5 separate regions of the Homo sapiens genome follow, and all the other regions are linked to region 1. Evidence: chromatin loops called from intact Hi-C (ENCODE). Cell type or tissue: GM12878. All regions are shown on one strand. Region 1 overlaps ITPR1 (inositol 1,4,5-trisphosphate receptor type 1). Region 2 overlaps ITPR1 (inositol 1,4,5-trisphosphate receptor type 1). Region 3 overlaps ITPR1 (inositol 1,4,5-trisphosphate receptor type 1). Region 4 holds the start of LOC124906210 (a long non-coding RNA gene). Region 5 overlaps ITPR1 (inositol 1,4,5-trisphosphate receptor type 1).

Region 1 (5,000 bases):
GTCCTTTTTCTATATATTGGAACGGGAACATTTGTTACATATTAATCTATATGCCTTTTTGAAAAAACTTGACAGTGTGTCATAGAGATCTTTCCATATTGGCACATAGGGATCTACTCGGTGTTTCTAATTTATAATATTAAATGATGTAGATATACTGTAATTTATTTACTCCTCAATTGGTGCGCAATTAGGTTGTTTCCAGTTCTTCACTGTCACAAGCAGTACTATAGTGGACATCCAATACATACTTTGTGAGTAGAAGTGAATACTTCATAGAAGTGGAAATTACTGGGTCAAAGATCATGTCCATTTAATCTTTTCCTATTGCCCATTTTTTTTACAGTAAGCATGTCGCTTTGGTAACTGAGGAAAAGAACATACATAATTAATTTTTGCTTCTTTTTAAGAACAGATGACTGGAGCCTCTGACAAAAATCTCCTCATTAAAATACTCTATTTCTCAAGTTGGGTGAATGTGGCTTTTTAAATTTTGTTGAGGAAGTGTCTTGCTCCTATCTGTGCCTCTTGTTTACATTTAGAACTCACCTGGAGAACACCTGCTCAGGCACATGCACACAAGCACACACACATTTACTCACTGTCACTCCTTCCTTTAATCGTGGAAATGGCCAAACAAGTAATCCAGGCTCCTGCCACATGGCACTGGGAGTAAGCCAGCTGATCACACCCCCATTTTATGGTGAACTGTCCCTAGTGCTGGGCTCCGGGCATTCAGCACTCAGATCAAACCATCATCTTTAAACAAAACCACCGCCCTTGGAAATGTCAGATGCCTCTGAACTCAACACCTGATGGAAGCTGGGGTGGGCAGGAGAGAGGAAGGGTTAAGAAGTGAATGGAGAAATGAGGACTCAAAAAGATTATAGGAGTCAACTGCACTGCATTCCATATACTTACACCTTGGAGAGCAGGTTGCATTGTTGAGGGCCATTGCCATACACCAAGTCCATGGGTTTATCATCATGGTGGTGGGGGGCATACTGACTCTTCCATGCTCTCCCACGTGGCATCTCTCTGTATAATTACCAACCTATTAGAGGCTATCAGAATGGCAGGATGAATAACGTTTCCCTCTTCCCTCTGCCTTTGCTCACCGAACCTGGGGACTACCCAATTGCAGAACTTCCTCCGTTGCCAAAATAACAAGACCAACTACAATTTGGTATGTGAGACCCTGCAGTTTCTGGACTGTATTTGTGGAAGCACAACTGGAGGCCTTGGTCTTCTGGGCTTGTATATAAATGAAAAGAATGTAGCGCTTATCAACCAAACCCTGGAAAGTCTGACCGAATACTGTCAAGGACCTTGCCATGAGAACCAGGTAATTAAATTTCTGTTTTGGGATGGGGAAAAAAAGTGTCCCATTTTGGAAATGTTGATAGAGACTAGTTCAGAAATCACGAAGCCTGTGCCTGTTGGCCTAGGGAGTCAGTAGGACAGGAGGCTGTCTTCCAGCAGTTGAGAAATAGCCATGGTGTTTCATGATACTTCAGAACCTTCCTAATGAAGGACATTGGAGGGACAGTCCATGGTCTCTTTCCTTGGCTAGGTTTGGCTTCATTTGATTTGGTTTGAATGTCCAACTATTTAACTTGATTTCTAGGAGTAGGCAATAAGGCAGGAGTGAAATGAGAACCAAAAGACAGTGACCTATTTTAAATACTAGGGGATTTCAAAGAGTGACTACTGGAAGGGGGTTTAAGCCTAGCTAGAGAGAAGAAAATTACTACACGTGAGACAGCTTGAAAGTAATATAAGGACATTTTTATAGTTGAGATTTAAACATCATGGACATTCAGGGGAAAGAAAGATGAGATAGTCTTGACTTTGGTCTCTCAAAGAAGAATATTTTGGGAGTACAACCCAATAACTTCTTGTCTTGAGTAGAGTCATTGCTTATACATGGCATCTTAAGGATTTTGTGAGTTTTTGCATTGTGCTAGGTTGAGTATGATGTTTTGTTTGTTTGTTTTTGGAGACGGAGTCTCACTCTGTTGCCCAGGCTGGAGTGCAGTGGTGCAATCTCGGCTCACTGCCTCCTGGATTCAAGCGATTCTTCTGCCTCAGCCTCCCTAGTAGCTGGGACTACAGGTGCATGCCATCATGCCTGGCTAATTTTTGTATTTTTTTAGTAGAGATGGGGTTTCACCATATTGGCCAGGCTGGTCTTGAACTTCTGACCTCGTGATCCACCCACCTCGGCTTGCCAAAGTGCTGGGATTACAGGCTTGAGCCACCGCGCCCAGCCAAGTATGTTTTTTAATACCAAATTATAGCTTCATCCTAACTGGAGAGAGACGACCAAGGCTTCAAATGGTCAGTGCTAAACCCAGCAGCCAGGGAAGGTTACTTGTGTGACTTGGGGAGCCAGGCCCTTCATTCAGAGGAGAACGGTTTATGAGAGACAACTCATTGTCTATTAAAAACCTGGTCTCAGTTGTCTGTGAATGTGAGAATAGCATTTTGTGAGATGCACTTTCTTCTCCCGGTTCCCTCATGAAGCAGATGGTGTAGTCCTAGTTAAAATGAAAAGGAACAAAAAAAATACAACAGGCTTGGGGAAAGGCTTTATTTGACATCTAAGTGAATTTCCTTATTACCTCAAGTTTGCTTCTCTGCCAAATAGGGGCCTGTTGAAAGGAACAGATCAGAGTGGATTGTGCTGCAAACGGAGATGTTACCTGGGGGCAGATGATTAATTTTGATATTGTGTGCCTTAAACAGGAAACTTGCTTTCCAAGCTTAAGCCTTAAGCTAAAGTACAAAATACAAAAAGAGTGCTTTAGAGAGAATGGAACACACCTTGAAAGGGGAAAAAGGGTTCAGAACCCAGAATCAGTCATACACCATATTTTCCCTTAAGAACAAAAGCCAACTGTGCTGCATGATTTGGATTAGACACAACCAATTTATCAGTTACAGTGCATGGGGACTTTCCTACTGTTTACTGTTAATTCTGAAACTAGAGATTTTCATCTGTCTTTTATTCTTACCACTTTCTCACGGAAAATTTGCAGCTCTCCCCTAGAGACATTACTGGGAGTGGTAAGCATTGTGTTGAAATAGCAGTTCAGCCTGTTGGCCTTTGACGTCTGATTTATGACCAGCGTTTGTGTGAATGTCTGTGTGTGTCTTTGCTCAGAACTGCATAGCCACCCATGAATCCAATGGCATTGACATCATCACAGCCCTGATCCTCAATGATATCAATCCTTTGGGAAAGAAGAGGATGGACCTTGTGTTAGAACTGAAGGCAAGTAGGAATTAAAAGCAGAAGACAGTCATTTGGAAACAGTCACTTTTGTGTTTTGCCTTGGCACATGCACATGGGCAATTAGTCATGAGAGTAAATATTAAAGATAGTTCTTTAAATGAATGACCCAGGTTGCTAGTGCTGACTACGATGCAGAACTCCAACCTTTCTCTTCCACGTAAGGTATCTCATGAGGGGATAGGAGCTTCTGAACTGTTAGGTCACACAGAATGAAGATTCCTTGCTCCAAGCTAAGAAGTGAATCCCAACAGCATCGAGTACTAAATACCTTGGTTCTGAAAGTCACAAAGAGAGAAACAGTGGAAACGCCATTCCCTCTCTGGTTTCTGATTTTTCCCCATTTGAGGGAAAAGGGCCGGTTGAAGAATAGTACAACTAAGCCTATCTAGGACCAAAAAAAAAAAACCCAAAAAAACAAACATGTATTTTTACTTAATCAAGGAAATACCTTTTTCTCTTTTGTCACTGATTTAGCAGAAGGGTGGTTAATAATGTTGGTTTAAAATAAGGAAAATTACACAAACCAAAAATGTGCCTGCGGGCCTCTGCTGAGTTTCTCTGTATTGTGTACAAATGCGGGACTGCAGGTGACTGATGTGGAAGCCCCACTGACATTTGGACTCTCTATTACTCAAACAGCTTAACGGAATGAAAATCGTGACTTCTAGGTGCTAAACCTGCAGCATTTCCAAGCTGGCCTTTTTTGGATATTTGAGAAATTGATATACCATTCCTGATGTTGACTTCTAAAGTATACCCAGAAAACCCTCCCTTCTATGTAGGGGTTCCATAGGTTCTCTGAGAATCCCATGATTCAGTTTTAACAATTGAGCTTGCAGGCATCAGGTTTCTAAAGTATATTTCAAAACATGTTAGCCTTTCTGGACACATTTCCTTTTTAACTGTTCCCATGTCAGGGCATGTTGAGATTTGTCCTCTATCTGCCCATCCGCAGCAGCGAGCACTTCATCATTATCATGAAAGAGCCTAGAACTACAGGGTTTTGGCTGAAAGGTTGAGCTGTATTTATTGCATGAAGGATGTCATAGGAAAGGTCATTAGGAAAGATGGGAACACAGAAACCTGTGGGAATGGCAGTTATTTTTTCTTTACTATTTAGAACTGAGAGTCCACACTAACAGTCGATTTGGGTGTGTGGTTTAAATGGACTTTTTTTCTGCTATTTTTAATTCCTTTTGACAAATTGTGTTTTAGAGTGAATTTTAACAGATTCAACCTTGTGTACCTGGCCACCATTTATCAGAAAGTCCGAAATAAACAGAAGTTCATGTGCTCCTGGTCAGCATTTGAGTGACTTTTTCAACTAATCCAGTGATCTATGGATGATGATAGAAATTTGTGCCCTGCGATAGCATGATACCCTGACTCAACTGCTGTGACCTAAACTAGGGGAAGAAATAAGACCACTCTCACTGTCCAAAAAAAGAAAAAAAACCCAACAGCTTTCAAGTCCTGTACATAAAGAAGCATACAAAGTATCATAGACCCAGGGCCTAAAATGAAGTCAAGCCAGGAAGTACAGGATGTGGGGTGTGAACATGGGTGTTTTTAATGTAATGGGAAATTAGGGCTTGGCCTGCATACATTGTTCCTTTGGGTCACATTTGTTAACTAGTGTCAGATGTACTCATTATATTAGGGGTTATGAGAGCTAATAGAAATATTTTAAGACAGGGAAGAA
Region 2 (5,000 bases), 54 kb before region 1:
AGGGAGGCCAGGTAGCGGCTTAGGAGATCAGGTGATGACAGGTGAGTGGCCCCAACAGGTAATCATGTGAATTGCTTTCCTATGCTTTAAAGTGCTGCACTAATCAAACGGATAGTTCCAGCGAAGTACTCCCGAGGTGGTGAGCAGAACAGTAGTCCACCTAGTTTTCATAGATGTGTCTGTAGAAGGGATTGGTGTGTTTAGAAAGCAGGTACTGTGGTTCAGTGGACGTGTCTGTTTCTACGTATTTGAGATGTGATTCCCACTGAATCACTGCCTCCTTGGAACTGTGGAATCTCTGGAGCCATTGGTGCCAGCTAGCAACTTTGCCCTCCTGCATTGCAACAAAAAAGCTAAATTCACATTCCAGCTACTCAGGGCGGCTGCAGCCTGCATATGTTAACTCCTCGACTTCTCCTACTTGAGCTGCTTCTGCCGGCAAAAGATGCCATTGTAAAATTCGAGGTAGAGGGGGAAACAGGAGAAACAAAGAGTGATTAAATTTCACCTTCAGGGGGCGTTCTCATGACGCCCAACCCAGGGTGGAGATGTCCTACTTTTTACATTGCTGTGAACTGCTGGGTTGGGTACCTGCCAGTGTTCAGGCAGCAGTTACATAAGAGCTGCTTTTTTTCCTGGAATTTAGGCTCACTGCTGATGTGTGACCTTCAGCAGTAATTGCCAATAAATGCAGTGGGGCTGTTTACTGTTAGACACTGGCAACCACAGAGCAAACTCAACTCAGAACATACAGAACCTATTGCAAAGTCAGTGGAGGGATATATATATATATATATTTATATATATTTATATATGTCTGTGTGTAGATACGTGTGTGTGCGTGTATATATATATATATATATATATATATATATGCATATCACTGAGATTATTCCGTAATGACTGAAGTTGTATAATTTGGTCATGTCAGAATGTGTTTTTAAAAAATGAACTTTGCTATTGGGTTCTGATGAGCTTGTCCTATAAACTGTAGGTGAAACCACATTGTTGGAGCTAAATAATTTTTGCTTAGTTCTGTTTCTAAAAACAAATAGAGTTAGTAAAGATAGTTGTCTCAGCAGATAGGAAGATTTAAAGTTGTTCTACTGAAATGCTAGATAACTTCTATTTTAGCTCAATTTTCTTTAAAGCTTTCTGTTTTCTTAGTGTGGGTTTTCAGAGGCTGATGCAGGATCGGGCCCAGCAAACATATTTGCAAGCCTGTTCACTGTTGGTCTCCTCTGAGGTTATGAGTGAGTGGAAAGGAACTCTGAAGACTGATTCGAGCGGCTGGAGATACAAATTGTCTTTGATTTGCTGATAACTAGATCTACGGTACAGTTACATTTTTTGAATTGCATTCGGTTTCTATCAGGTTAGTCATAGAAAGAGACATCCCATTTCAAAGGAAAATTCTAGAAGCCCCAGGGTAGGAAGGGGATTACTGCTGAGGGCAGTAGAAAACAAAGGGTATTTGCAGGCCGCGATCTGTGCTGGTCTGTGATAGGCACACATGAAGCGGATGGATGGATGTGCGTGGGTGCTGTTGTGCAGACACCAGAAATAGTCACCTTAGGAAGTCTGTGTGCTCCTTTTCATTTAAGAATGATAAAGTATAATTTCTTTCATTTGTAGTAGAAATTTGTCCCTTGATAAAATGCTGGGTACATTATGTGTTGCAAGTGAGTAGATCAGTGTCGCATATGCATATATTCAGTTACTACCCAAGGTACCATAATGAGGGCCTGATTCGTGGCCTCATCCAGGAAGGACACTTAAGATTCAGTGACTTGAGGTGCAGTTTGAATTTCTATTTCAAAGCCATTCATTGGGAGTCATTTTTCTATTAAGTTAGGTTTTGCTCACCTCGCCTAAAAACACTGGGAAGACAAGATTGCAGAGTAAATATGAAGAGGCAGTAGAGGGCACTAGTTGGTTTCTCAGTTCAAAACCAGAGCACATCAGATCACTATGAATCGCCTGCTGATGTGTGAGATTGGCCTTGACTGGAGGTGCCAGCGCCTGAACGCAGTGACTGGTCCTGGGACTAAGCAGGAATACAGAACATGGGAATTTCAGAGAGCCCGTGCCCTCAAAATGTTCCCCCTAAACACATGTTCAATGAGGGCTTCACCTTTCATGTAAAAAACGTGACAATAAAAATATAATTCCATTTATTCATTTACTAAACATTATCTTTTCCTTGGGGTATTATACATTGTATTTATACAGATCTTATTTGAACATATATATCCTATTAATATGCTTATATTTATTGAAATTACAGCTTATTGCCATAAAATAACCTTATCCTCAAGGAAACATAGCCAACATCCGCATTAGAAGGAAGTGCTAGTATAGGCTATGGGTGGTTTTACCGACTTAGATACCATGTATGGCCTGGCCCCTTCCATGCCTGGCCCATGGGTTGGATTATTTAGGGAACTTGCCAGCTAGATATTGTGAAATGAAATTTACTGAAAATAAACCAAGGATTAATTAGTATTTTAGTTAGAAGGAATCCTAAAGAATATTTGCAGCCATGTGTGGTGACTCACACCTGTAATCCCAGCACTTTGGGAGCCCGAGGCAGGCGGATCACTTGAGGTCAGGAGTTCGAGATCAGCCAGGCCCACATGGTGAAACCATGTCTCTACTAAAAATACAAAATTAGCTGGGTGTGGTGGTGCATGCCTGTAGTCCCAGCTACTCAGGAGGCTGAGGCAGGAGAATCGCTTGAACCCTGGAGGCGGAGGTTGCAGTGAGCCGAGATCATGCCACTGCACTTCAGCCTGGGAGACAGAGCAAGACTCCATCACAAAAACAGACAGACACACAAAAAAAGAATATTTGCTTTGTCCTCCTTGAGTAGGTCAGGAAGTGGATGCCCAGAGAGGTTCAGTGACTGGCTCAGGGCCACACAGAGAGCCAGAGCTAAACCCTGGATGAGCCATAGTCACAGGATGCTCATGCAGTGCTCTGGGGTTTTCCAGTCTATTCCACGAAGGGATCACATTGAAAAGTGTTTTTCTGGTTAGACACGATTCTTGAAGATGCAAAGCATCCTCTGTTTTCTCAAACGGCTTCGTAAAATTTTCAAGGGAAAAGACAGTTATTAATTTAAATTTAATTTTTGTTTTAAGAATTAATTAAACTAATTTTAGAACAAGCATGACAGCAGTTTAACAGAGGAAATAGTGTGTCAGTACAATCATAAAACATAATCCCTGCCGGGTGATTAAGAAATAGATATATACTACCTATTTCTATTCTGAAAGAATTCAAGATGCTTCTCTGGACAAAGAGAGCACAGGCAAGAGAATTCAAACAGACGACATACTAGTTCCATCTTTATTTTCTTTTGCTTTTGTTTTGATTGGCAAAGGGGTAAGAGGGTAGCTCCGTGCATTCCTATGGTGAATCCATGCCTATAATTCTTTTGTTCTGATCATATTGGATCAGTATAAAGGATGCTGTAGTGGGAGGGTTTCCCATGCAAATAGTAGAATATAATACTTCTGTCTATATCTCTGTCTGCTCTAAAATGCATGGGAAATTGCTTTAATTCTGCTTTTTCTCATATGTTCTTTTTGCACTAAGGGAAGATAGCAAAAATGTTTACACAGTTTTAATTCTTTAGCATACAGAATGTAAGGGTAGAGTTAAAAATGCATTCTTGGATTGTGATCTTTCTATCATTTTGAAAATACCTTTACCTGTGCTCTGCTTTTACTTTCCTTCCCCACTCATGTCCTTCCTACCACCAGCACTGTCCCTCCCCACCCCGAGCAGGAGGCTGCATGCTTCAGAGGGAAGTTTTCTCCCTGAGATTAGTGGAGTTGGACTCATGCAGGAAAGGTCGTCTGTCCAGAATTGAGTGAGCAACCCTTGTTGTCTTTGCCGAAGTAGTTTAATGCCCTGGATCTTTCTTTCATTTTCTCTGTTGGGAAATAGACAAAAGACAGAAATCATTAGATTACATAATATAGCAGCCCTATATTAAGAGGCTTTCTTCCCTCTTGGGGATCAAACTATCAAAAGGGTAATGTTGAGCTGGACGAAGACACCACCAGATTTCGTAGTGTCACTCATCTCATGCTTTCAACACCAGCCCTGGCCTGCCACCTGACAGCCACCTTCTGGCCCTGAGGTGAGTGTGCTGGAGCCCTGTTAGAGGCCAAGGTCACATAGTTGCAGCGTGAGCCTCGGGTTTGTCTCGTGGCCTCAGACTACACCTCACACTAGTCACACCGCTGGTGTGTGACTTTGGTCCCGAGATGCCCAGGTGGGGTCTGGCAGTTCCATCTGACATCTCTTCTCTGCTCCAGGCACATGTCCTTTTGGAGGGCAGATTCACGGCACTGTCTGCAGATGGAGCGGTGGACTTTTCTCCAGGCACACCTTTGTGTAGCCCCTGCATGCCCTCTCACCCCTTCCCCCTCACCTGCATGTCCTTTCGAGGCATCCTTTTGTTGCTCATCCATGGGCTGGAAATTATTAAATCAAGGGGGAGGGTGGTATCTGTGTGGCATGGCTGGGATGGGGCCAGGAAACCCAGACCATGAAGCCCTCAAGGGAAACGCATGGGGTGGGAAACTCATCTCCAAAGTAACCCTGAGTGCAGGAAACCTTGTTTCTCCCAGAGACACTGGAGCAGGGAGACTGCATCCCCTAAGCCCAAGCTGGAGCCTAGGTCTTCTTCTCTGCTGTAGGACAGGATGTGGAGAATGGAGAGACATGGGAGAAAGCCTAAACCCACAGGAGACATGTGGCACGTGGAACTTTCCCAAGCCTTGGGCCCCTGCTTTCATCACTACCCCTGCTCCCCTGAGAGCCTCCGTGGACACGCATACTATTGCTTTCCTTGTCTCGGTGGACTGAGACAAGGATGTGCTGTGGTTTTTCCTGTCACTTGCTTTGTTTTAAAGCATCATTCCTCCTTGGTTAGTGGTAGACTTTTTTTGTTTCTTTCTTATCTTAAATGTGTTCCCCCATCGCAG
Region 3 (5,000 bases), 54 kb after region 1:
ACCACGAAAATTGCTAAAATCCTCATACATAGCCACTGGGAATGTTCTGGCATATTTCTTAGCTAATTGAAAGTGCAGGGGAAGTTGCCTAAGCGAGATGTCATAAGCCAGCTTGGATGCTGATGTGGGGAGAAGGGTGAGTGAGCCTGATTGTTCTCTATTCAGAGTCTCAAATGGGCTCGCCCTGCCCTTGTCCAGCACGGGTGGCCGGCCCCACCTTTTTCTCCTCCTGTCCTCTGGTTTCCTCAGCCTGGCAGCCTAGGTGCCCAGGACCCAGCAAGTGTGCACCCTGTGTACCATGGTCCCTGTGCACCATGGCACCCTGTGGGTGCCCAGGAAATCCTCCACCGGTGGCCCCAGAATGACTTGAAAGGATTATTCTGAGGCTGGCTCTTCCTAGGGATTTCATCAGAAACGGGTGTGGTTCTCTCTGCTGGGATGAGCCCATCTTTGTTGCGCTGTATCATCCAAGAACAACTATGGAGTCTGGGAAGGGTGATTGGTCATTCCAGTCCAGCTGAAGATTATATAATGTGGCCTGTTTTGGTAATGTCATTCAGAGCTCAAAAACAGAACCAGACTGACACCTTGATTTATGCCGTTTGGATACCCTTCATGTGGCTTAGCTGGTAAAAAGAGAAATCAGTATCCCTAAAATTTTTATCCCAAAGAAAGAAAGGAACTATCTTTACCCAGGAGCTGAGCACTGAAATTAGAGTCAATACGTGGATTGCAGTGCTGACTCTATCCCAGCTCTAGGCAGATGACATACTGATTTATAATACTTTTGCATAATGCTTTCCAGTTTGTGGGACATTTTTATAGCCATCTGATCCTTACAGTAACCCAGTGAGGTAGCTGGTGAGGTGATCTCTTTCAAAAAAGAAAGAAAGAAAATAGACCAGGTTGGTGAGCTAGCTGACTTATACACTCATTCACCGTCCTGTATACACACAACTGAAACTCTTCTTATTACAGGCCATTGCTTTTTCTACTGACACACTAATGTCACAAGGCTGTGGCAGAAATGTACAGAACCTGTGAAATACAGGGATATTAATATGCATGTGGTCTGAAGTCACTGTACTTTTGGGACAAAGAGAACTGAATTCCTTGAATTTGGGGCTGGCCAACAAATTCCGGGTATGGAATCCCATTTTTAAAAAATTAATAGACTCACAGGATAGAAGAAGAAAAAAAATTAAAAAGAATAAAAGGATGATAATTTTTTAATAAGAAAAAATTACTAGACTTTATTTTTTAGAGCAGTTTGAAGTTTACAGAAAAATGGGGCAGAAAGTACAGAGTTCTCATACATGCCCTTCTCCTCCTGACTTCCTGCCAGTTTCCTCTGTTAGTAACGTTTTGTATTATTGTGGCCTGTTTGTTTGTTAAGATTTGATATGCCAATATTGGATACATTGATATTAATGTCCCTCCATCATTTGCTGCTTACTTTTCATGTTGTGCATTCTGTGGGTTTTCACCAATTCAAATGACACGTATCCACCTTTAGAATATCACACAGAATAGTTTCTGCTCTAAAAATCCTCTGCACACCTCCTATTTATCACTCCCTCCCTCCCTCCCCCTGAGCCTCAGGCTGTCTCTGATCTTACTGTGTCCAAAGATGGGATCCATTTTTTAGGGTTTTTTTTAAAACATGTATAACAGTTTTTTTTTTTTTTTTTTTTTTTTTGTGTGTGTGTGTGAAACGGAGTCCTGCTCTGTTGCCCAGGCTGGAGTGCATTGGCACCATCTCGGCTCACTGCAACCTCTGCCTCCTGGGTTCAAGCGATTCTCCTGCCTCAGCCTCCTGGGTAGCTGGGATTACAGGCACATGCCACCATGCCCAGCTAATTTTTTTGTATTTTTAGTAGAGACAGGGTTTCACTATGTTGGCCGGGTTGGTCTCGAACTCCTGACCTCAGGTGATCCGTCCACCTCAGCCTCCCAAAGCGCTGGGATTACAGGCGTGAGCCACCATGCCTGGCCTATAATAGATATTATTAAGTGGCATTTCAGAGCTACTGAACATAAAGATGACTATTTTTTCACCAAAACCAACAGATTCTGTGTTTTTGTTTTTGGAGGGTTTAGGTTTCATTTTGTTTTGCTGTGATCTTAGAAAAATTAGCTCTAAAGACTAATTTTTTTTTCTTCCTCTTCAATGAAAATAATCACCCTAGCTCATAAAAGGGACAAATGATTTAAAGTCCGTTAAGTGTCCCATATTCCTGCTTTTGAAGACATAAATATTATCTTCAAGCCTCCTCCTCCTGACATTTTCTGAGGGTTTAAATACATGGGGAGGCCAAATCTCTGTTTCCAGGCCTACCCCGTACCCCCTTCTAGTCGTTTCCATCACCTGAGCATCCCTAGGCATTCTGAGAACATCCAGTTTGTCTTCCTGCCTAGTGAGAGCAGTAGACATGAAGCTGCCATTTGAGTTGGAAAGACCATCTTCGCCTCCTTGCGTCTTCCCAGAGGGGATTCTCAAGGGCAGAGAAAGCAACAAGACCATTTTTCTAGGACCCATCTTCTCCCCCATGACCCTTTCTTTTGCCCTCAAGCCCCCCTCACCCTCAACGCCTCATTCTCTGATTTGGCTATAAAAGATTCCACAAAAATGTTCCATCGTTTAGGTGGTAAACGTAAAACTCTACCTGAGCAGACTTTCTCTGAGGAGGTGATTGATTACTCGGTAGTCTTTCTTAGAACAGCCTCTTCTTTTGAACCTGGGAAGAAAAAAAAATACCCCACTTCTCAGAATGATTCGCATTTGCATCATACAATCCAACTTCCTCCTCCGTCTGTCTGTCTTTGTCTCTCTCTCTCTCTCTCTCTCTCTCACACACACACACACACACACACTCACTCCCTCTCTCTGTCTCTCTCCCTCTTTCCAGTCAAGGACATTTCAAGAGGTTGGTCAGTACCACCCCCATATCTAAAACTTCAGTGTTTGCCTTCGCAGGGACTTTTCCAACTTTACCTAGAAAAGAACTAACCAGAACCTTAGCACTTGTGGTCAGCCTGCTTCCGGCTGTGGCTTCAGTTAGTTTGTCTGCTCCGAGAGAGGAAGCACTTGCTGTGACGGGAACTGTACTGGCTGGATTGTAGGAGGACCGGGGCAGACAGTGCCTAATGACATCGGTATGTGAGATGCCAGCAGCAAGGAGTGAGTGAAGCAAAGCAGACTGAAGCCAGAGTCAGACCCAGTGGCAGATGCGGCCGACAGATGCTCAGTGACCCCGTAATCCTCTCCCCACCTTCCCCTCCCAACCGCATATACACACACACACCCCAAGATAATTCACAACAGACAAAGCGTCTTAGCTGAAGATGACTTTTCCAAAAATCCATTAGAAGCCAAGACACTGAGACACGTTTTTGATCTTGAATAGATGATACAGGCAAGATTCTGCAAACATTTCTAGGCCTTCAGACGCTGGCTGGCTGGAGAGGCGTGGGTGACAGGCTTCACTGGAGTCATTCAGCACTCAAACAAGCTCAGAGTTTTGTATGAAAGTCTTAGCTAGAGAGAAAGTAATTGGATTCAGGTGTTCTCTCTGTGCCTATTCCAGTAACTGGGTTATAGTCTAAACATTTGCACTTTGAGATTTAGATTCTCTGTGCAGAGGGGGACCCTGTTGGTGGGGAACCTTATACCACACTAGAGCCTGTCCTACTGCACAGGATGCAAAGCCAACGGGAAATTGAGAGAACAGCTTGGCTAAAATTGCTAATTAATTTTAACTACCAGGTACTTCTTGGTAATTTGAGATTTAATTTCACAGCCCAGGATGATTATTTAATTAAAACACTGGTAACACCTAAATTTGGGGCTCTCCCCCACTTCAGTGCAGAAAAGATAAGAATGCTTGCCAGTGGGATCCCTCGTAGCCCAGCTTTTCATTATTAGATATTAAGGGAGGCACTGGGGGAGACTCTGTGTGGTGGTGATTGATAAATTTCTGGACCAGAAAATCCTTTTGCTATCTTTGCATTGAAGGCCTCCTGTGAAATGGAGAATGAGGCTTTATCCCTAGGATGGGAGCACATGGCCCATGTGGCCTGCACAAAGTATGACCTTCTTTGAAACGCCGTGTTTTAACATTTGATTGAGCACTTTGGGAGGTGGTGGTTGGATCACCTGAGGTCAGGAGTTCAAGACCAGTCTCTACTAAAAATACAAAAATTAGCCAGGCATTGTGGTGCATGCGTGTAGTCCCAGCTACTTAGGAAGCTGAGGCATGAGAATAGCTTGAACCCGGTAGATAGGCAGAGGTTGCAATGAGCTGAGATGGCGCCACTGCACTCCAGCCTGGGTGACACACCAAGACTCCGTCTCAAAAAAATAAATTGACCTTTCTATCTGGTCTACGTAACTTTTTGAATTTAATATAAAAATATTTCAATCATTTACCATTGATTAAAATGGATATTGTACATTCTAAAAAGATGCATTATTTCTTTTTATGGCTTTATGTACCCCTTGGGTGGGGCCATCAAGTCCCAGGATTACAGGTACGCCATGTAGCAGCACAAGACGCAGGGCATCAGTGCCTCTCCACCACCACTGAGGCGAGGGGCAGAGATGCCAGGAGCGGCCCTTGGCATGCTGATGGGCCCCATTCGTGTCTTCAGCACACACTCTTTAGACACTCACCCTTGGAGGTAGGGCCTCCGTGCAGCTCCACAGAGGCGAAGAACTATGCATTGAGACCTGGCCGGTGACCACAGTTCTTGGACTAAAGCAGCTTGAGAATAGAGACCTTGTCTTTCTCATCTTTAGATCCTCAGCGCTCAACCCCATGCAGGACACAGATATTGTAAAAGTTCAGTAAAAAGCTGTTGAATGGAGAAAGTCTGTGCATTTTGCATTTATTTGTTCAAAGACCCTTCTGAAATCATTGCCTAGAGGGCCAGGAGGTACATATGGCATGAAAGAAGGTGAGGAAAATTCTCATTTTAATCTGTAGTCATTTGGTCACTTG
Region 4 (5,000 bases), 65 kb before region 1:
TGTAATATAAGAAATTCACTCGCAAACAGACCACTTCTATAATTAATCCCCATCTAGACATCCTTCTCACTTAATGCTAGCATCTTTCCCCGCCCATTGCTTTGCCATCTTTGTTGATGTCTCCTTGATTGCTGAATGCTATACATTTGACAGTACAATGCAAATCAATTGCAATGTAAAGTTCAAACTGTGCAAAAGATGCAGGATTTCATGAAATACATGAACATGATAAGAACAACTTTAATCCTGTGTAAATACCGTAGACAAAGATTTGCCAGAGTCAGGATCAATAACTATTGAAGAGAATATTGACTGGGTGCTTCCAAAAGGGATGCTATGGGGGGAACTGATAAGAGCCTCAGAATTTTGCAGAAATGACCCTTTTTTGACTGTGCTGTGAAAGTCAGTATGAACTAAGGGATGTTGCAAAGTACCGTCTTACAGTCTTGTTGGGAAAATTGCCCCACTCAAAATTATTTGATTGATTCATGTATCTTTATGCATCTTAAACCTTACTGAGTGATTACATTCATCACCCAAATTGTGTTAAATCTAAGATTAAATTATCTTCATGTCATTAGTTTCTGGATGAAAGATTAGTTAATTCTTTGTCAATCCCAACTGGGTCCCAATTTAAGCAGCTTTTCCCATGCAAATGTCCTTGGGTAACCAGGCCTTCCTGTATTATCCAACGTGCTGTGTTTGGCCCCTGTCTTAGCCAACATGCCTGTAGGCAGGTTCTGAGTCACCAAACCATGGAGCAGGCTTTAGCATCTTTTGAAGATAATTTCTCATCTGTTTTCTATCATTTGCCTTCAAATGGTGTTTGTTGTGTTGGTTTTGCTGCTCTTTCAACTTCTCTCTGTTTTCCTTTCCTACAGCTATGTGTTTTGCATTTGAAGACCATCATGCTATCAGGGTACATGTATTTAGCATGTTGATACAGCATGTTCATTCATTGGTGTCCTCATGTTTGTATGACTTTATTATGTGAATAATTCATGCTCATTGAAAATAAACAACACTGACAAGTATTTCTATATAGAAGAAAATCAGAATCACCTGTAATCCCACCACCCAGAGAAAACCAGTAGTAATGTTTTAATATTTGATGTTTATCCTTTAGCTAGATATTGATGATGTTTATAAAAATAGGATTATTATTGTTTGACCTTTGTTATGCCCATGTCATAGACATCTTTCCATGTTGTTAAATTGATTTTTTGCGTCATATTTTAAGCTACATGCAGTGGTACCTTGAGTAGCATAAGGGCCACCTTGAAAGAAGGGGTGGTGGGAAAGTTGACTTGTTTTCACTTTGTTTTCTGCATCAGAGGCTAATGTTTCAGGTAACCATTGGGCAATGTCTAATAATTTGAGATGCCAGACGGTACTAAAGTTACTCTAACCTAGCCTACCCGTGCATCAGTGTTTTAGGGCAGAAATCAATGTCCTCACCCTCCTGTGGTCAGCGTCTGCCTGAGCCGTTGACTGAGGCTGTGTTTCCGTTTTAGGACATCGTCTCCGCGCTGGAGGACCGTCTCAGGCCCCTGGTGCAGGCAGAGTTATCTGTGCTCGTGGATGTTCTCCACAGACCCGAGCTGCTTTTCCCAGAGAACACAGACGCCAGAAGGAAATGTGAAAGTGGCGGTTTCATTTGCAAGTAAGCGGCCTCTCTCTCTGGGGTGTTCATTTGCCAGAACCTTGATGACCTCACAAAGCTTTTGTTCCCGAAGAAGGAGACGTTGTCCTGTTTTTTAACTTTGATGAATGCAAGGTCATGTGCTAAAGTCCTGTTCTGACCTCCCCAAAGTAAGTTTGTCTATTAAATCCTGCTTACTGACACTTTTTTGTTTTGTTTTGTTTTGCTTTGTTTTTTGGTGAGAAGTTCTTATTTTCACTGCATGCCCATTCATTCATTCATTACAGTGCACCCACCGTGTGCTGTGGTACAGACATAAAAAAGCCATGATCCCTCAGCCCTCAGAAATCTCAGATCTATCGTGACCTCACCATCTTTTCCTAATAATTTTGTAATTTCTTAGTTTATGCCTTGTGCGTAATCTGTAAGCAACAAGCAGACCCATGGTTAGAAATCTCCATTAGATTTTTGCCCCAAGGCCGGACACGGTGGCTCATGCCTGTAATCCCAGCACTTTGGGAGGCCGGGGCTGGTGAATCACCTGAGGTCAGGGGTTCAAGACCAGCCTGGCCAACATGGTGAAACCCTATCTTGACTAAAAATACAAAAATTAGCTGGGCATGGTGGCGGGCTCCTGTAATCCCAGCTACTCTGTGGCTGAGGCAGGGGAATCACTTGAACCCAGGAAGCAGAGGCTACAGTGAGCCAAGATCGCGCTACTGCACTCCAGCCTGGGTGGCAGAACGAGACCTTGTCTCAAAAAAAAAAAAAAAAAAAAAAAAAGAGATTTTTACCCTAAGATTAGTTGTTTGTTTAGCTTGGGGCTGGACTCTGCATGTGAGTTTCTTACTTTTCTGGGCCCCTCTAAGGACAAGCTTGTGCATAAGGGAACTGTGTGTATTGGCCTCAACCATCATCCTCATGAGTTGTTTTTGTTTTACAGTGTTGGCATATTTGACCCATTTTACTGGCAATTCTCAGTGGATAAATAGCCACGCTTTATAAACGAGCAGGTCTGAGTGGACCTCTGTCTCGGTTCTCCTCTCCATATAATCTCTCCATTGTATGTGGCTGACTCCTGCCCAGTGAGCCTGTTTGCTGTGATTTACCAGCAGGTGTCACTATTGAGACACAGTTGCTAACTGGCTGTTCTCAGTGCAGGGAATGCCCTGAAGTATCTTTAACCTGAGAGCTCTTAATAAATATTTGTTCATTAACGGACTAGTTAAAATAAATTGCTTGTGAAGTCTTTTTAATTTAAAATTAGCTTCAAGGAAGTAATCCGTGGTTTTCCCCCCATTCAGGTTAATAAAGCATACAAAACAGCTGCTAGAAGAAAATGAAGAGAAGCTCTGCATTAAGGTCCTACAGACCCTGAGGGAAATGATGACCAAAGATAGAGGCTATGGAGAAAAGGTACTGCATTTTATTTTCATGGTCAAACCAGGTTTTACTATGAAACTGAAGGGAGGGACCTTTCAAAACCCACCTTAGCTCAGGCATTACTGACTGAGGGGCTAGCTTTTTTTAAAAGAAAGAAAGAAAGAAAGAAAAAGCTGTTTATCCTGCCGTTAAAGGGAGCTAAATCATATGACTGTCTTTTTTAAAAGTCAAATATACTTAGTCGTCTCTTATAGGCTGATTGCCACATAATCTAATGTCAGAGAAGTGGTAATAACAAGATTTTCCATCTATTTAAATTCCCAGTGAGGAGCAAATGCCTCTTTTGTATCAAAGTATGCGTTTCTGATTTTTAGGTTTCAGCCAAGCATACCTGTGGGTTTACTTGCCTCGTTCAGATGAGCTGTTGCGCAATCCTTTCAGTGCATCAAGAAACGCCCTCCACTTCTAACTGCAATTAAGGCAGGCATACACGTCACCACTTCTGAGGGAGATTGGGAAATGGACAGTCCCGTGACCTGATTGTTCTTAGTATATGCAGTGAACAAGGATATACCAGATCCATTCCTTACACCTCTGATGTTGGGTAGAGCAGGACAGAAACAATGTCATTCCCTTTCCTTTCAGCCCCCAGCAACAAATGATGGGCGTGAATTGAAATCTCACTCATTTTCATTTGAAGGTAATAATGTTCAGTAACGGTCAGCTAGCTACATTTAGCAACAATTTCTGAGTAGGTGAATATGCTGATATCACTGACTTATCAAAATACCCAGTAAGTCATTTTTCAGCTCTAGGAAGAAGCCTTGATAATTAAATCAGCCTGCCTTGTCAAAATCGATGGTGGCAACCAGATTGTCACAAGTATAAATGTCTGCAGGAATGTTGCTTTCTAACCTATCTGTCATTAATATTAGAGCAATGTTACTAGTGAGACTCCTTGGATAAGAAAACAGAAAACGGATTTTGCAGTTTCTTAGTTTATACCACGGGGCATAATCTGTAAGCAACAAGAGTTCCATGACTAGAAATGTCCATTACATTTTTTAGAAACTAATTAGAACATAGGTTTCTGTAACTCAGTAGGAATTTTGCAGAGAAAACCTGCCAGACAAGAGTTTATAAATATAAATGATGGAAGTGAAGACCCCTGGCAAGGTGAGAAGTGCTGGGATGGCCTGTTCATACCTGTATAGGCACCTAGTAGATCTCTTAAAAACAAGAAAAGAAAAAAGGTGGGGGGTACGGGGGAAGGCTGATGGCAGAGAATACACTTACCAGACAAATAAATATTAACCATTTATTTCACAAGATCTTCATTTCTCTTAAAGTGAGTTTTCAGAAACATTTATAAAATATGAATCTAGTTACAGAAACTTGCTCTCCATAAAAAAGGTTAAATCCACCAAAGCTGAGTGAATATTTTTGCATCCATGGGCATAAAACCTGATTTTTCAAATCTGGAGACCACAATTTTCTCTTATTTGGAATATCTATTTCTTTCCATAACCGAGGTATTTAAAGTAAACTTCGGTGCCTCTATTCTAGTGACTTACAAGTTGTGATTATACATGCAGTTCCCTGCAGTTGTCTTTTTATAACCTGGAACGTAGAAGCATTGTCCTGGAGTTTCCTGAGTCTCTATTGCCTGGCGGACAAGTATGTCAGGGTCTTTGAGGCTATGTGGAAGGTGTGCTGCCCTGCTCCCTGCCCCTACCCATTAGTGCCAACTGGGAGAGCATCCCAGACCCCAGGGGATGCCGCATGAGAAATGTCGTAATGCATGTTATAAAGCTCATGGAGAAAGAAAGGGCATAGGGTTGAGAGGACCCTCAAAGGAGATCACTTGGAAAGAGTAAATTATATCACAGTTTTGTAGAGGTTCCTGGGGTCTAGCTTAAATCCTTTTCAGCTGGTGAAGAAATCAGTCACACCTAAGCAGAGAGGCTTGGAGAAG
Region 5 (5,000 bases), 70 kb after region 1:
AAAGTCAAGGAGAGCTGATGTAACAAACAGGGATGAAAATACGCATACTAAAAGGTCATCTCAAATACAAGTAGTTATTTAAAGCAAAATTACAGGGGAAAAAAGTCTTAATGGCCAACTTTGACATTCAACTTTGAGTTGAAAGATTTCAGCAGCTTTAAATATAAGCTTTGAGTAAAGTATCCTTCAATAAGGGTTGAGCAGACCAAGATTTTTTTTTTTTTTTTTCCAAGACAAGATCTCAGTTGCCCAGGCTGGAGTGCAGTGGCATCATCACTGTTCACTGCAACCTCCACCTGCCAGGATCAAGTGATCCTCCCACTCTTAGCTTCTCAAGTAGCTGGGACTACAGGTGCACGCTACCATGCCTAGCTAATTTTTTTTCCCCTTTGGTAGAGATGGGGTTTTGCTACGTTGCCCAGGCTGGTCTCGAACTCCTGGGCTCAAGCAGTCTGCCCACCTCAGCCTCCCCAAGTGGTGGGATTACAGGCGTGAGCCCGCTGCACCTGGCTGAGCACACCAAGATTTCTAAATCAATTTGAACACTTGAGATTATCCAAATTTAGCTAAGTTGTATTGGATTCCCTCTCAAGGTTACCTGCCAAGGGAAGGGTTGTGGGAGAAAAATCTGAGCTAAACATCTGAACTATCAGGTAGTAAGATGAATGAATTACTGGCATTTTAACCTAATTGTGAATTTATTTCATGTGTCATATTAGGTTCTCCTTCCTGAGCCGAATCTGTGGATACAGTGTAGTGTGTAACACTTCCTTTAAAGATGTCACTCACCTAAGGAAACTTCAGGGGCTAGCTGGAATTTCCTAATCCAATTCTTAATTAAAAGCTTTATTAAAAGCTACCTTTTGGAAATACTAAGTCCTTGTAAGTCTTCTCATCTAAATTATAACAGAGAAAGCATCTCCACAGGAGCCTAAAAATAGTATTTTGATTTGAGAGGATAATGCTAGTTTTGAAGAAGAAAAAATAACCACATTGAAATTGAACCTAGGTAAATTAGTCTTGTTTTATGTTCTCTCCAGATATTTTGTACCAAAAATGAGTTCATGTGAAAAGTGAGATTAAGTGTCACATCTACTATGTGACAGATGCTATGCTAATAAATTTGCGTATAACCTCGCAATTCTCCACCAATCAGCTAGGAATTATCATCCTGATTGTATGGATGAGAAAACAGACTTTGATAAGTTAAATGACAAAACCATAAGAAACTAGATCTGATTCCAAAGCCTTTATTCTTTTTACCCTAATTCCTCTACAATTTTAGGAAGCTAAAAACATAGGAGTAGGACCTTAACCCACTTGCAGACAACAATTTTCTTGAATATATATTCCGTATAGCCTTTTTATCTCAGTTGACTTGAATGCTCACCCTAAAATCCAAAACTAAGACTAACTGGGTTAAGGAAAATCTTAATACAGAGACAGAAGTAAGTATGCCCTAAAATACCTAGAACAGGTCTAGAGACCCATCAACATGAGAATATATTTAGTTCAGCAACCAAATGAATAGAATCGGCTTCTTGTTTGGGATTTTGAAAGTACTTTTTCATTTGAACTAGTCTTAGGCAATGGTCTCGCCTGACCTTCAGCGAGCCTCAGTGTCTACTGGGTGGCAAGAAATAGATACCGTGAATGGTCACAGCATTATTTACAGCATTTAATCATTCTGGACCTCAAAGAGATTTGAGAACATTTCTCATTTTCCTAGTTATGGTAGGTAATTTTTTTTTTCTCTAACCAACTACTCAAGAGTCATTGAAGAGAAAAATCAGGACCCACTGAAAGTGTGGACACGAACCCTCCCTCTCAAACCTAGGATTCTAAACACTGCTTTTCTTGTTAGTATGGCGTGTTGTTACTATCGTACAAAGCCACCATTTTCCAATGAGTCTTCAAATCATTTGGAAGTGCATTTGGGAAACAAGAAAGAATCCTGTGCTTTTATTGTTTTTTGTTTCTTTATGAAACAAGTGGCAAGCAATACTTCTGAATGTTACATTGCATGACTAGGTCACAGAATTTCCCATTCTGCCTAAGAAGATGCCTTTTTTGAAGTGCTGTGTGTTTGATATAGCGATGGTACACTATTTGTAGAAAGTGGGTTTCAGTATAAACCATAACCACAGAGGTAAATCTATGGTTCAGTATGCGATTTGACGTACAGGAAGTATCTGGGTCTAATGATGAAACTTTTTAACTTTCCAGATGACAGAACAAAGGAAGCAGAAACAAAGAATTGGTCTTCTAGGACATCCTCCTCACATGAATGTCAACCCACAACAACCAGCATAAGCAAATGAAAGAAAGGAATTGTATTTACCTTTTATAATTATTATTAGTGTGGGTATGGCTAATGAGTTCTGATTCACCCACGAAGGTTACATTTATGCTGAATACATTTGTAAATACTCAGTTTTATACTGTATGTATATGATTGCTACTCTAAAGGTTTGGATATATGTATTGTAATTAGAATTGTTGGCATGATGACATTTCATTTGTGCCAAAAATATTAAAAATGCCTTTTTTGGAAGGACTAACAGAAAGCACCTGATTTGCACTTGAACCAGATTATAGATTTAAAAGTATATGACATGTATTTTGTATTTAAAACTAGAATAGCCAGTATTTATGTTTTTTATAAAACTGTGCAATACGAATTATGCAATCACAATACATTTGTAGCTCCCGAGTGTCCTAAAGGGAGTGCACTTCTTTGAAGCTGGTGTGTTAATACTATGTAATAAATGGTTAACTTTCAAATGATGCTGCTGCCAAAATTATATTAATAGTGAGTTTCAGGCCCCTGGGCATTTTGTACCATGTAATTATCCTCTGGTGATGCTGTTTCTCGTTAGTGGCAGTAGTGCCTCCGTCTCCTAGTGATAATGCTCCAAGTCTATGAACTGTTAAATCAGCATTCATTTTAAGAAAAGCAACTTTAGTTTCAAAGATACTTTTAAGCTTCTAAATTGATCATTTAAACTATTTCTTTAAATAAGAGAGCCAAATTAGAGGCTCATACTTTAGCTTGTGAAGAAGATAATGAATTTTTTAAAGGGAACTTTCTATGCAATGTTCAGGATAAATGCATACTGCTGGCCAATCAGTGTCATCTCCTGGGTAAATTTTGATGTCGCATTATAAAGACATGCATAATTGATGGTTTCTAGATTATCTAGTCCAAACAATAGAGTTTATTTTTTCTTCATCTGAACCAACATGCTACAGTAGCTAAGAAGTATTAAAACTATATACATCCATATAAAGATGAAATATGAACTATCTCATTAGAAGTCATAGTTGACCACAGACATGTTATTCTTCTGAAAGAGCCACATTTTGGTTTTATTTCTTGTCACATGATTTCTTTTCTTGATGGATGAAAAATATGAAAGGAAACTTTTATATCTGTTGCCTAGTTTTGTACATGGATCTCATTTTACAAGAGAATCTCTCTGCAAAAAAAAAAAAAACAGTTTAAAAATGCATTGAAAGCAGAGTTCTGAAATGAGTAAAGTTTGTAAATGCATATATAAAAATATTTAATAAATGATGCAGAATATACAGTGACTGGTTGGTGGCTTTCATTTGGCATTTGTGACTTAACTGCTATTCCATTTATGTACTTTCTTTAGGATCAGTTTGAAGTACAGTCGGTTTGATTACCAGGTTAATTCAGAAAATGTTTACCTGATTATTTAAAAAAACACTTGCTGTTGTTATGACAGCTCTGAGGAGAATTATTAGAACAAACATTGGGGAGTATTTAGTACAACATTCATTCATTCTTCTGGATTAGTGACTGCCAGCCAGGCTGTCGGGAGCGCCCTACTAAATCTCCTGTCTCTTCTGCTTTTACTGGGGGATCTTTAATTTGCTGTGTGCCATGTGGAAGTATCGGGAACAGCTGAAATTTGTTTTAGTTCATGCCCAGTGGTCAGGGTCCTTCAGCAAAGTGTAAAATGTTTTTACAGAGCCACCTTGCCTGTCCAAACGTAGTAAAACCTGTTCCCTCCTCAAATCAGTGCTTGCCCTGGCTGCTTTTTTTGACACTAATTTTCTCTATGCTTTGGTAAATAATACCACCCAATGTTGGGAACTAGGTCAAGATTAAATTCCAGTTAAATGGCTAGTTTTGTAACTAATGCTTCTACTTTATAAATTTGATAACTTAAAAACAAATTAATTTTTTCCAGTCAGTGCAGCCTGTCTCCACAAAATTTTTCCATCGTAAGGCAAGCCTAAGACAGATACCTACTTTTATCTGTAAGCAAAATGGCAATCTATGCTAACCCCCACAATGCACACATTAGCTAGCAAGGACTTGCTTTTCCCCTGGGCTTTCTCTTTGATCTCTCACACTGCCCAACGAGATGTGGCAGTGTGTGTGGTTTGTCTCCCAAGTCCCATCCAGTTCATTGGAAAGTTCTGCATTGACATGCCAAGTTGCAGCTTTTACAGGTTTGTCATGTTCCATTTGAATCCTGTCACTTAAGATATAAATCTTCATTCAGTGTGCCAGCTTCAGCAGAAAATAAACGAAATTGGAATGCCACTCCTCCCTCCATGCAGTAGATCCTACCCTTGCCGTTTGGGTGTGAACACTAAAGCTAGTAGAATTGAAACATACAATTTGAAGTGAAAACTCCGGGGGCCTTTGATGTGTAATTGTAATTCTGCCTGCTTCCTTCACATTGTGCCTTTCCAACACCTCTATTTTAAGATCAAGGTCCAAGTCACCTTCAAAGTTACCTACCCGGATGAAGAATTAGTGTTATCAGGGTGAAAGTATGGTAGTACTCGCTAACATGAGAGAAAGCCAATGTTACTTAATTAAGCCATTTTATTTAATATTAACAGTTTGCTACAGCACCAATTCAAGTTTCAAGCATCTGCAAATTTCCCTAACTAATCCATCTGTTAAAGGGTCTGGGAAATTCCATTCCACTTCTCTAACATTTGTGGGATCTTACCCT

Evidence for each region. A loop is a pair of places that touch in the nucleus more often than their neighbours do. Peaks named below come from ENCODE experiments on the same cell type or tissue, not always from the same donor. Only the 100,000 strongest peaks of a DNase experiment are listed, where the experiment ranks them.
Region 2: a loop joins it to region 1, with 4 times the contacts of the local background. A loop is called at or near these places in 16 of 110 quality-filtered maps.
Region 3: a loop joins it to region 1, with 3 times the contacts of the local background. A loop is called at or near these places in 10 of 110 quality-filtered maps.
Region 4: it touches region 1 in a loop (4-fold over the local background); 14 of 110 quality-filtered maps call a loop at or near these places.
Region 5: a loop joins it to region 1, with 8 times the contacts of the local background. A loop is called at or near these places in 3 of 110 quality-filtered maps.

Annotation. Positions count from the first base shown.
Region 1 is chr3:4,774,098-4,779,097 of GRCh38, forward strand. ITPR1 (inositol 1,4,5-trisphosphate receptor type 1) reads left to right here. Exons shown (of 62, transcript NM_001378452.1): 47 at 1,145-1,345; 48 at 3,167-3,277. Among named protein-coding and RNA genes, the nearest start is that of EGOT, 25 kb to the left of the region's middle. RefSeq lists an enhancer at 2,547-2,616. In GM12878, no CTCF peak of the experiment used is centred here; DNase peaks (open chromatin) are centred at 2,514 and 3,014; H3K27ac peaks cover 4,467 bases.
Region 2 is chr3:4,720,329-4,725,328 of GRCh38, forward strand. The region is part of intron 40 of ITPR1 (inositol 1,4,5-trisphosphate receptor type 1); the gene reads left to right. Among named protein-coding and RNA genes, the nearest start is that of EGOT, 29 kb to the right of the region's middle. In GM12878, CTCF peaks have their summits at 517 and 1,918 (motif pointing right); no DNase peak of the experiment used is centred here.
Region 3 is chr3:4,828,281-4,833,280 of GRCh38, forward strand. All of the region lies in intron 60 of ITPR1 (inositol 1,4,5-trisphosphate receptor type 1), which reads left to right. LOC124906209 (a long non-coding RNA gene) reads right to left here. Exons shown (of 5, transcript XR_007095795.1): 3 at 2,667-2,738. Among named protein-coding and RNA genes, the nearest start is that of EGOT, 79 kb to the left of the region's middle. In GM12878, no CTCF peak of the experiment used is centred here; a DNase peak (open chromatin) is centred at 3,021; H3K4me3 peaks cover 823 bases; H3K27ac peaks cover 2,126 bases.
Region 4 is chr3:4,708,811-4,713,810 of GRCh38, forward strand. ITPR1 (inositol 1,4,5-trisphosphate receptor type 1) reads left to right here. Exons shown (of 62, transcript NM_001378452.1): 38 at 1,515-1,663; 39 at 2,947-3,058. LOC124906210 (a long non-coding RNA gene) reads right to left here and starts at 1,542. Exons shown (of 3, transcript XR_007095797.1): 1 at 1,459-1,542. In GM12878, a CTCF peak has its summit at 2,765 (motif pointing right); a DNase peak (open chromatin) is centred at 2,791.
Region 5 is chr3:4,843,913-4,848,912 of GRCh38, forward strand. It overlaps ITPR1 (inositol 1,4,5-trisphosphate receptor type 1), which reads left to right. Exons shown (of 62, transcript NM_001378452.1): 62 at 2,227-3,594. The coding sequence ends at 2,313. The region is part of intron 2 of LOC124906209 (a long non-coding RNA gene); the gene reads right to left. Among named protein-coding and RNA genes, the nearest start is that of EGOT, 95 kb to the left of the region's middle. In GM12878, no CTCF peak of the experiment used is centred here; a DNase peak (open chromatin) is centred at 2,149; H3K27ac peaks cover 1,144 bases.